Regions from separate parts of the Homo sapiens genome. Here region 1 is linked to region 2. The links are chromatin contacts, found by Hi-C or POLR2A ChIA-PET in ENCODE. All regions are on one chromosome and are shown on one strand. Each heading gives the region's core, a stretch centred on a gene start or an enhancer-like site at or near the end of the contact. The rest is flanking DNA. Distances are from core to core; before and after follow the strand shown. Region 1 holds the start of RASGEF1A (RasGEF domain family member 1A). Region 2 holds the start of LINC02623 (long intergenic non-protein coding RNA 2623).

Region 1 (5,259 bases), core at 1,847-4,346, 400 kb before region 2:
CAATATAGAAGATTTGGCTTTGATTAACCAACCTGACTTAACTGAAATATACAGAATATTCACTCTTTTTCAAGGGCATATGGGGCATTTATCAAAACAGAACATATTTTGGGCCATAAAGAATGTATCAACAGATTTCAGAAAATCTCTGCCTGATGTGTGATTAAATTGGAACTCAGCAGCAGGAGGGTAGCTAGAAAATCCCCTAATATTTGGAACTAAGCAATGTCCTTCCAAATAAGTCATGGGCCAAAAGAGAAGTCAAAATGGAAATTTAAAAGTCTCTTGAGCAAAATGATAGTGAGAAAAAAACACCAATTGTGAGAGAGAGAGTAAAGCAGTGCTTAACAAGCAGATATATAGCTTTAAGTCCATAGAGTAGGAACGAAAGCTGAAAACCAATGAACCTACCCTCCAACTTCAGAAACTAAAAAGGAAGAAGGAAGGAATGAGAGAAAGACAGTTAATACTCCCCCAAAGGAGAGCTACAAACACAATGAAACTAAGAGCAGAGATTCATGAAATAGAAAGTACAACAGAGAAAGCTGAACAAAGTCAAAAGTTGTTTCTTTAAAAAAAATTATAAAACTGACAAAACCCTAACAAGACTGATCAAAAAAAGAGAGTGAAAAACACAGAGGTCCCCAATATCAGAATCCAAGTGGGACATAGCTACAGATTCTACAAACATCTGCGGGATAATATAAAAGATGTTATAAACAACAATATGAGGATGTCAGAAAATCTGAAAATTTAGAGAAAATGGGCAAAATCCATAAAAAACACAATTTGCAAAAGTTACATAGGAAGAAGCAAATAATCTACATGGTCCTATATATTAAAGAAAATGAACCTGTCATTAAAAACCTTTCTACAGTGAAAATCCAGGTGCAGAGAGCTATTAATATTCTCACTGAATGGGTGTATTCTTATTGAAAATTCATGGAGCACAACTTTATGATTTTTGTCTATGCATGTTATACTTACAAAAAATTATCCTTGGGAGGCTGAGGCGGGAGGATTGCTTGAGCCCAGGAGTTCGAGGCTACAATGAGCTATGATTGTGCCACTGCACTCTAGCCTGGGGGACAGAATGAGACCCTGTCTCAAAAAAAAAAAAAAGCTATAAAAGTTTACTTAAAATGAGTAAACAAATAAATAATATGGGGAGTGGTAGGTGGGCATACAGATGAAACAGAATTGGCCATGTATTGATAATTGTTGAAGTTGGGCCATTGAGTTTATTGTATATACCTTTTTAGCCGTTACTATTATAAGCGTTTAAAATCTTACATAATAAAATATTGTTTGTAAAAAATAGTAAGATCATATTACTTTGTGCAAAACCCTCCACCTCCCTCTGAGTCAAAGCCACAGAGGGCTGATGGCTGGCCAGGCTCTTCGCGATATGGTCCACCTGGCAGCTCCTGCAGGCTCCTCTCTACCACACTCACTCATCTCCACTTGGCCTCCTTCTAAGGCATCCTCCACCTCAGGGCCTTTGCATGTACTGTTCTCTTTGCTGAAAATGTTCATTCCTCGGATTCAGCATAGCTTGCCTCAGTTAGGTCTTAGCTCAGATATGATCCTTTCAGCCAAGATTTCCCTGATCACCCAAAATAAAATCCCCAACCCAGCAGGGAAGGGTGGTGGTGAGAAACTACAGTTCTAGCTACTCAGGAGGCTGAGGCAGGAGGCTCACTAGAGTCAGGAAGTTCCAGGCTGTAGAGCATAGTGATTGCACCTGTGAATAGCCACTGCACTCCAGCCTGGGCCACACAGTGACACCTCCCCTTAAAAAATAAAAAAGAATCCCCCACCCTACAAGCTCCCCTCCCCCTCCCTTCGCTGGCTCCCTCTCCCTGCTGGGCCTCTCTGTGGGATCTGCAGCATCTGACACATGAACTATTTATGTGTATTTTTATTCACTGCCTACTTCCCACAAGAATGCAAACTCCAACCAGACAGAGACATTCACAGCCGAATCCCAGTGCCCCATCTTACACCTGGCATACAGGTGTTCAAGACACAAGGACTAAGTGAGTAAGCAAGGTCCTCAGCCTCTTCAAGGGGTGCTGTGGGGCTCCTCCCCATTTTTTCACACAGACCCCTCCACCTGGGGACATCGTCGCCCCAGACCTGTTTCTCACTGGCCCTCGTCTGACTGCCTGCAAGAGTCACTCTGGGCCACCCTGGGGTCAGGCCACAGGGTGTCCGTTCAAGAGAAGGTGACCCTTCAGAGCGACAGGAAGTTCCAGTGGACGCCAGAAGACCTGTGTCCTGCTTTAGTGGTTCTGAAATCTTTCAAGGTGGCTTTGGAGCCTTGCTCTGCCACTTATAGGCTCTGAGACCCTGCAGGGTAACCGCACTCCCTGTGCATCAGTTTACTAACCTGTCCAATGGGAACAAATCCACCACCGACCTTACAGGGCGATTAAGATGGTTAAGGGGAGTGACCCAAGGGGCCAGGACTTGCCCACAGAAGGGCTTTCACCGTCTGATTCCACTGACAAAAATTTTGCCAGCTCTGCGGGAGTCCCCAGAGGGCCTTTTAAATGCGGTGGCCGCATCGCCTCCTAGCTTGTCTGCTGCCTGATCCTTTTTTTTTTTTTTTTTTTTTTTTTTTTGAGACGGAGTCTCACTCTGTTACCCAGGCTGGAGTGCAGTGGCGCGATCTCGGCTCACTGCAAGCTCCACCTCCCGAGTTTACACCATTCTCCTCCCTCAGCCTCCCGAGTAGCTGGGACTACAGGCGCCCGCCACCACGCCCGGCTAATTTTTTTTTTTGTATTTTTAGTAGAGATGGGGTTTCACCGTGTTAGCCGGGATGGTCTCGATCTCCTGACCTCGTGATCCGCCCGTCTCGGCCTCCCAAAGTGCTGGGATTACAGGCGTGATGCCTTATCCTTTTTAAATGAAAGCCTGGCCGCCCTCTCCCGGCGCCCGCCCTGTCCCAGTGCCCTCTGCTCGAGCCCCGTCCCGCGCCCTACCTCCCCCTGCACCTTTGCCCCGCACCCTCCTCCCTCCGCGTCCCGCGCCCGCCCGCTCCCCCGCTCCCCGCGCTCTCGCGCCCGCTCCGTGCCCGCTCGGCGCTCGCTCCGCGCTCGCTCGTTCGCTCGCTCGCTCGCGCTCCCCGGCGCCGGCTGCGGAGGGAGCTGCTCTGCCCGCAGCTGGCGCAGCGCGGGGGCGGCCGCGGGTGGGCGGGTGCCGCGGGCCCGGGCGCCGAGCATGAGCCGCCGCCGGCGCCGGCCGCGCGCTGCTCGGGGCCCGACTGCGGCGCGAGGGCGGCGCGGGAGCGACGCTGGCCCGGACCGAGGTAGGCAGCGGCCGCGGACCCTCAGTGCCTCGGGGCCCCCGCCCGCGCCTGGGGCCGTGCCCTCCGGTCGCCGGCGCGGGCAGGGCGCGGCGTGCGCGGGCCCGGGGTCCCTCCCGGCGCGGCCGTCGTGGGGCCGGGGCGCGGGCTCCGGGCGCGGGGCGGGGGACGCGCGCGGGGAGGGCGGCCGGGATCCCGGCGCGCGGAGTTGCTGAGAACTCCGCCCCGGGCTGGACGGCGCCAGGACCCCCTGCACCCTCCGCCCCTTCAGGGCACCTGGCGGGCCGGGCCGGGCCGGGCCGGGCGTGGCAGGAGCGCACGCGGCGGGCGGGCGTGGGCACTGCGGGCAGGTTCGCTGCCCGGGGCCTGGCGTGGGGGTGGGGGCTGGGGAATCGGAGGAGCTCAGGGCTGCGCAGTTGGAAGTTTCCATTTGCTCTTCTGCATTCTGGGCCCCGCCGTGGTATCTCACGCCCTTGCTGTTTGGCGAGGAATTGGGGCTTGAGCTCTGCATTTGGGGGAGAGGTCCAGGGCCATGCCAGGTGTCTCCCTCTCCCTGCTGGGCAAGGGTCATTTGAAGGACCACGCTCTCTTTGCCCCAGGCCTTGCCGGCCCCAGGAACGGGGCAGGTGCAGCTGGTTCTGGTCCGAGGGTCGGTGAGTGAGAGGTGGGGGCGGGAGTCCCCTGCTGTGTGTGGAGGGACGCGCTGGCAGGTTCCTGTGCCCTGCATTTCTGGCTGCCTCTGGGTGCTGGACCTGGTGGATATTTACAGAGAGGCCGCTGCCTGCCTCTTGGGAGCCACCTGGGGGCAGAGACCTGGTGGTGGCCGGGGCTCCCTCCCTCCCTGCTCAGAGCAGTGAGCTTCTCCCTGGTTCACCCTCCCCACCACTGCCACTCTTCTCCCACTGTCCTGCGCAGGAAGGGCCCCGATGGCCGTCGGCCGCAGGATCCTGAAACACAGGAGTCAGGCTGGGTGCAGGGGAGCCTCCCAGAGGCCTTGGTTCCCTCTGTCCCCCCAGGGTTCTCCCGCCCCCTCCGGATGCAGTCTTGCCAGCCCAGCCTGTCCACCTCGGTGCCCTGGACTCTAAGCGGCTCTAGGGGGCCTCCAGCCGAAAGGCTACAGGTCTTGATTCGTGAACCACGGGCAGGCTGCAGGCTTCTGAGACTCAGTTTCCCCATCTGTAGACTGACACGGTTTTGATGACCTCTGAGGACATTTCCACCCTGATGTCCAGTGACACTTTGCTTTGGAACCTCAGGACCCCAGCCCAGGAAGGGGAGATCCGGAGCAGGGGGACATGGAGGACCTTGGCTGGATGGCCAGGGACACGTGGGTGGGTTCTCTGCCCCTCCAGCCAGTGTGTGTCCTTAGGGCTGTGGGTGGTAGTGACCCAGCGAGGCGGGTGCAGCAGGCCCACACTCCCTGCTCCTGAGAAGGGCATGAGCTGTGTGGATCCCCCAGGCTCTCTAGTGAAGTAGAGAAGCTGTGTCCTCCTGCACATGCCCCTGGGTTTGTGAACCAAGCAGGTATCCCAGGTGTGCCTTGGCCTGAAGGCCAGCCAGTGAGTTTGTTTTTCTCTGGGAGGCATCTTCGAGCTGCCAGCCGGATGGCTCCCTTCCACCTGGCAAATCGTGGAAATGGAACAGTTCACACAGAGCAGAGGGGTTTTTTGGTGTAACTTAGCAACTGCAGGCAGGGGAGGAGGAGGAGGAGGGAGAAATGGCATTTGTGCTGGACAGTGGCTGCGGTGGGGAGAGCCACGCACACAGTGGCCCCCAGCGGTGGGAGGGGCCAGCCAGGGAGGAGAGCGAGTGGGCACTGGGACACAGTGTGGCCAGGAGCCCCTGAGCACGCCGGTCCCCACCTGTAGAATGATGCCAGGGGCAGGATGGGACAGCTTTGGTTGGCCTTTGGTTTTTGGCAATAGAACCGTGGGTTTCACAGAAGC
Region 2 (5,326 bases), core at 2,754-5,253:
CTAGAGACTGACTACAGCAGCCAGCCAGGGAAGGCTGGAGGAAGAGGGGACGGGTGCAGGATCAGGAACATCATGACAGACGAGGAAGGCACCCCGAAGGAGGGTGCAGTGGGCAGGGGGCTGAGCCCACACTGATCTGGGTACCCTGTGGGGTGGTCTGGAGACCCCAGAAGCACAGGGAGGGGACTGGGTGAGCACAGCCTCCAGTCGGGTTAGCAGCCCAGCCTCCTGTCTCTGCCTGGGTGCTGGGAAGCTGTGTCACGAAGACCCTTCCCATTGCCATCAGGGTTCAACCCACACATCCCGCCGCCTGCTCTGCCTGCCTGCGGAGAGAAGCGGGAGCCGAGGTCTCAGGTGTGGGCAGGATCTGGGACAGCCTGGATGCCTTCGGTGAGGATTCAGGGGTGGCCATCCCCTGGGGCTGAGCTGGGAACTCCCTACTGTGGCCCCTCCAGCCTGGGAGACTGGTGCAGTGCCCCCAGCCCTTCTCCAGGTGTCCGGCCACCCCCAGCTACCAAGCCTGCTGCGGAGGGGCCCTGAGTGGGAATGAAGCAAAATGCCAGTGTCCAGGCACAGACCCCCCAGTGCCCAAGACCTGTCCCGGGGAACACGTGCAGCCAGAGCAGCTCCTGAGCCTCTGGACTCGGGTGGGGGTGTGGCACTCTCCCAGGGAGGCCAGCCGGGGACTCAAGGGACATTCCCCTCCTTAGTGGAACCAGGGCCGTGACTGACTAGAAAACAGTCTGAACTTATGAGTGGATGAAAAAGAAACAAAAGTAAGATGGAAACAGGCCAGAAAGATGCTTGTATCAAATATGACAGACCAATTGCTAACATTATTATATATTAAAAATTCCCTTGCATTTTAACGAATTCAAATTCTGGATAGATAGATGCGTGATGGGTATGAATAGATCTTTCATGGGTGAAATACTAAAAGCAACGAAACCAAGACCAAAACCCAAAGTAGGGCGAACTGCTCAACCACCACAGCAGTCAAGGAAACTCAGACAGAAGGAGACGGTGCAGTTTTATACCAAACTAGTGTTACCATGGCAAAGCCAACAGCAATGAGTCTGGGTGCAGGAGCCAGGCCGGAGCAGTGTCCTGGGAGCCCATGGCCCACAGTTCACTGTATTCACAATCTGACTGGAGTGGTCATTCTACACTCAGGGGTTCGCCCATGGAAATGATTGGGAAAGAGAAGAGCTGTGTGCACTGCTAGGCTCACCATGGCACTGTCTTCATCAGTAAAAATCAGAACAGTCTATGGGAGCCCCAGCAAGAGATATAGAGGAAACCTCGAGACAGGACAAACTGTCAAGCCTCTTTCTGGCACAAGGTTAGGGGCAGAGCCCTTGAACAGAGAGACGCGTCTGATGTTGCCTGAGTGATGGGTCAAGATGGCCATAGAGCGTGACAGCAGTGGCGAGTAAGGAAGTCTTCCCCCATACACAGAAGGCTTCGCCACATCCTGTTTATTCCAGTGTCCAAGACATGGGCAGTGGCCGTGATAACACCGCAGGTGTGTGCTCCCCAGAATGTGCTCCTGGTTGCCCCCTGAGGTGCAGGGTCCTCCTCCTCCTTCCCAGCCCACACCTCGTAGCCCACATCCTTGGTAGTGGGCCCTGTCACAGCCCATCATCATCCACTCACTCTATGCCCCATCTCCTTCAGGAAAGGGTGTCCAGCCGTCAGCACCAGCGGACAAAATGTACAGAAACCAAGCGGGCTCATGCGATAAAGAAAGGAGAGACCAAGGGCTGCACCTGAGGACCAGTCCAAGGATAGTAGGCCTGGGTGGAGCATAAAACTTGGCACTGAGCTTCCTGGAAGCCAAGGTAAAAGGGGGAAAAGATCCACAACAACCCTCCTCAACCAGGACAAAAAGCCACGCTTATTTCTTGGGAAAGACCTTATCATGTGTTTGCTTAGATAAAGGTCCTGAGGACATCCCAGAGTCTCCAGCTGTTTCCCACCTAACTTGAGAACGTTCTTCTGTGACCTGATCTCACCTCAACCTCATCCAAATGCCCTTAAGTTCTGGTTCTGTGACACATTTCCATGGAGAAGTTCGTGATGTCATCAAGGCAGGCCACTCTGAACTATTCCGAATGTGGATATCGTCTGGAGTGGGTGGCTGTCATGGCCACAGCCCCTGGCTCCAATACCACCTTGGGTTTCGTCCCGTGATGAGCCTTAGCATGAAGGAGTGGGGCACCTGCTGCTCACTTGTGGGTCCTAGTCGCCTCTGGGACACAGGAGACCTTGCTGCCATGTGCCTGAATACATCCAAGGACTCACCAGCAGGAGGGAGGGGCGGTTGTCAGCCCAAGCAGCTGCCACCGTGAGCAGTGGACACAGGACCAGCTTCCGGGGATGGTCCTGTCCTCCTAGCACAGCCCCATGCATGGACAGGGCATCCACGCTATCCGTGTCACCCAGGGCAGGTCACTGAGCCTCCCGCAGCCCCATTTCCCCGAGTCGCCCAGGCGTGGTGGAGCATACGCAGCACAATTGTTTTAGGAATTGGATGACTCACGAAGCTCCTGGCAAGTAGTAGGTCCGGCACGTGGTTGTGGCACTTTTTTCTAACTGCCTGGGTTCCATCTCAACTCCCAGAGAGTGAACATCCCGCCTCTCATCTCAGGACTGGTGCTCTCCGAAGCATTAAGTAGGAAATTGAGAGTAGCAGCAAGTGAGACTTAGGGGGCGGGTGGGCAGAAATCAGTGATGGCATAGCCGTGCCACCATGACCACCCTGGCCATTGTCTCCTGTGTCTCCTGCTCCTCCAGGTCTCCAAAGTCTCATGCCTTGTTCTCCAGCAGCTGCTCTCTGTGATGGGAGGGTGGGCACAGGGTGGGTTTGTGGGTGATTCTGCTGAAGCCAGGGAGATGACGTCTGTTCAAGGACCCTCAGCCTAGAGCCCAGGCTCCAGGAAGCTCTGCGGGGGACAGCTGGCGTCACTGGGCATCTCCTTTCTGTCTGCTCTGCTCACAGAAACCTGCAGGACACTGCCCATAAGGTGAAGTGAGCAAAGAGGCCAGGCCAGTCCTTCCCAGCCCCACGAAGCCAGTTCAGCAGGACCCCATGTGGATGGGCTTCTGCAACCGTGAGCAAAGGGTTGTGCCCAGCCTGTGCCCAGCCCCTAGGACACACACGGGAAGGGCTTCTTCCTAATACCTGCCGCCTGCTGCCTCTGCACAGCCATGATGTGCACCCTGCTGCAGGGAGCAGGCACCCTCATCCCTGTGGCCCATCTCCCCCTTCTTGTCCTCACTCTGAGGCCATAGAAAACTGGCCTGCAGCATCCTCACCCTCAACCTTGCCCTGCTGGGAAAACTTAGACCCTCAACTAAACTGGGGCCCCTGGACGCACTCGCTCAGCCGCAGTTCTCAATCTTCCCTCTGCCTGGAAGGCCCAGTCCTGTGTTTCACACTTGCTAAGCAGAGTTCCCTCTGAACTCAGCCCCCTGGATCCAGCCCAGCCCTCCTGGATCCACTTGCCAGAGTGCCCCTGACCCCGCCAGCCCCTCCCACTGACTCCAGTGCAGGTCGGTGAAGGTGACTGTGGCAGCTCTGGTAATCCTGGGAGAACCCCCGGGATTGAGTACAGCTCTCAGGCTCTGATTACAGCTGATTACCATAATGGAGAGAATATCTGGATTCTCCCCTAATTTCCTCTCCTCTTAAAATTTTCAATTAAGAGCCTAATCTTGATGGAAAATGGCTGCTTTCTGGAGTATTCTCTGCAGTGCTGATTCCTCATTGCTAAGCGCTTTTTCTAGACAGATAGAGGCTCTCGATGATTCCAAATAAAATCAGAGCAAAGGAGCTTACCCCAAGAAGGGAGGAGAGCAGAGCAGCAATAGGCTGTGCCCCGGACCCCTCCCTGCTGCTGGAGACACCGGGTGGGTGAAGGGTCTCTTGGGCCCTTCCAGCCTGCAGAGCTGCTGAGAGCCAGGCCTGGCTGCCAACAAAGCAGCTGAAGTCTTGAGAAAACTTCCTGATTGCATTAGCGAGGTCGCACCACCAGGACATAATCAAATCTCCCTGGAGGACATGGCTTCCGGAAGGGCTGCTACAAGCCAGTGGCAGAACAAGGGCAACCAGGGTCAGACACAGCGGAAGGAGGGAAGTCCCAGAGCCGGGCGTGGGTGGGCATCAGAGGGGTGTGGGCTGCACCATCTGGGTGCAGGGGCCAGCAGGCAGTGCGGATCCACCCAGCCCAGGGCCAGCCTTTCCCAGTGGTCACGTGCAGAAACCTGGCACACGTCATGGGGCAGCGGTCCCATATCATAGGCCCTCCTGGTGTTAGCAGTCAGGAGGGTGCCTAGAAAAGCCCCACGGCCACAGGGACTGCAGGATCTGAGCCTGACCTCCACACCAGGAGCCTGCCCAGCACCGTAGGCAGGGCCCAGGTGCCCTGCTCAGGAATGAGCTCTGGTTCCAGCTCGGCCATCCTAGTTTCACCCTGTCTGTAACTTAGCTGACCAGGAAGATGGCTGTGACAACCACAGAAAATCCCAACACAGAGCTGGCATGAAGGAGCTGTGCCCATGGGAGCTTCGGAGTCCTCAGGCCAGGCCGGCCCTGGCTCTGCCACCTCCTGGCTGGAAGACCTTCAGGCACCTACTGAGCCTCTCAGGGGCTCAGCATCTCGTCTGTGGGACAGGGATAATAATAGGGTTGTTTTGAGAGTAAAAGCACAAAACACAGAGCCTGGCTGAAGAAAGCACAGGTAGCTGAGGTCAGCCAAGGCTGAGTTAAGTGTTCTTCTTAGAAGAGCAGACAGGTCATTCCCTGAAGGCATCAGTGTGGGCAGGAGGGAACCTGTACTTTGCAGTCCCAACACCTCAGGACACAATTCCTGCTAACCTGACCCACAAAAGACCAAAGGACACACCCAAGATCCTGGACCAACATCCCACAACGATGCCTCCTGGTTTCTTCTCTAAGAATACTTCTTAAAAAGTTCCCCAGGAAGCTAACTCTATGTTCCTAATGTATGGACCATGGAAAGAAAACAAGTGTCTCAGTAGGTGTGTTCAACAAATGTGCAAATGCAGGGATGAACGAAGATGCCCAAAGTCAAGAAGCACCTCAGTCGCCTCCAACGTGCTCGGGGGCCACATCCACCTCCAACCTCTGCCCTGTTCACGTTTTCCTCCACCCAGATTCCCCTCTTGCCCTGGCACTCCAGGAATTGTTTGATGTCCTGGAAGCTTCCTTTCTCTGTTCCACAGCCCCTGAGCCTGGCGCCTCCCTGCATGCCTGTCCACCTCACCCACCAAGTTCCAGGAGCAGGCATCTGTCCTGCTCACC

What was found. Hi-C counts contacts between places; a loop is a spot of excess contacts on that map. ChIA-PET counts read pairs that join two places held with the same protein, here RNA polymerase II (POLR2A). Pooled maps may share reads with other maps.
Region 1: a loop to region 2 is called in a map of PC-3, with 6 times the contacts of the local background. The contact joins the promoter of RASGEF1A here to the promoter of LINC02623 in region 2. A Hi-C loop is called at or near these places in 3 of 168 maps with a recorded cell type or tissue (PC-3, PC-9 and naive thymus-derived CD4-positive, alpha-beta T cell), 2 of 37 single-sample maps with no recorded cell type and 8 of 50 pooled maps. POLR2A ChIA-PET finds 5 or more read pairs at or near these places in 1 of 52 experiments (activated CD4-positive, alpha-beta T cell).

The regions. Positions count from the first base shown.
Region 1 is chr10:43,264,902-43,270,160 of GRCh38, reverse strand. It overlaps RASGEF1A (RasGEF domain family member 1A), which reads left to right and starts at 3,096. Exons shown (of 13, transcript NM_145313.4): 1 at 3,096-3,316. RefSeq lists an enhancer at 3,591-4,466.
Region 2 is chr10:42,870,198-42,875,523 of GRCh38, reverse strand. LINC02623 (long intergenic non-protein coding RNA 2623) reads right to left here and starts at 4,003. Exons shown (of 2, transcript NR_134479.1): 1 at 3,842-4,003; 2 at 1,464-3,015. RefSeq lists enhancers at 262-990, 3,658-4,157, 4,158-4,659.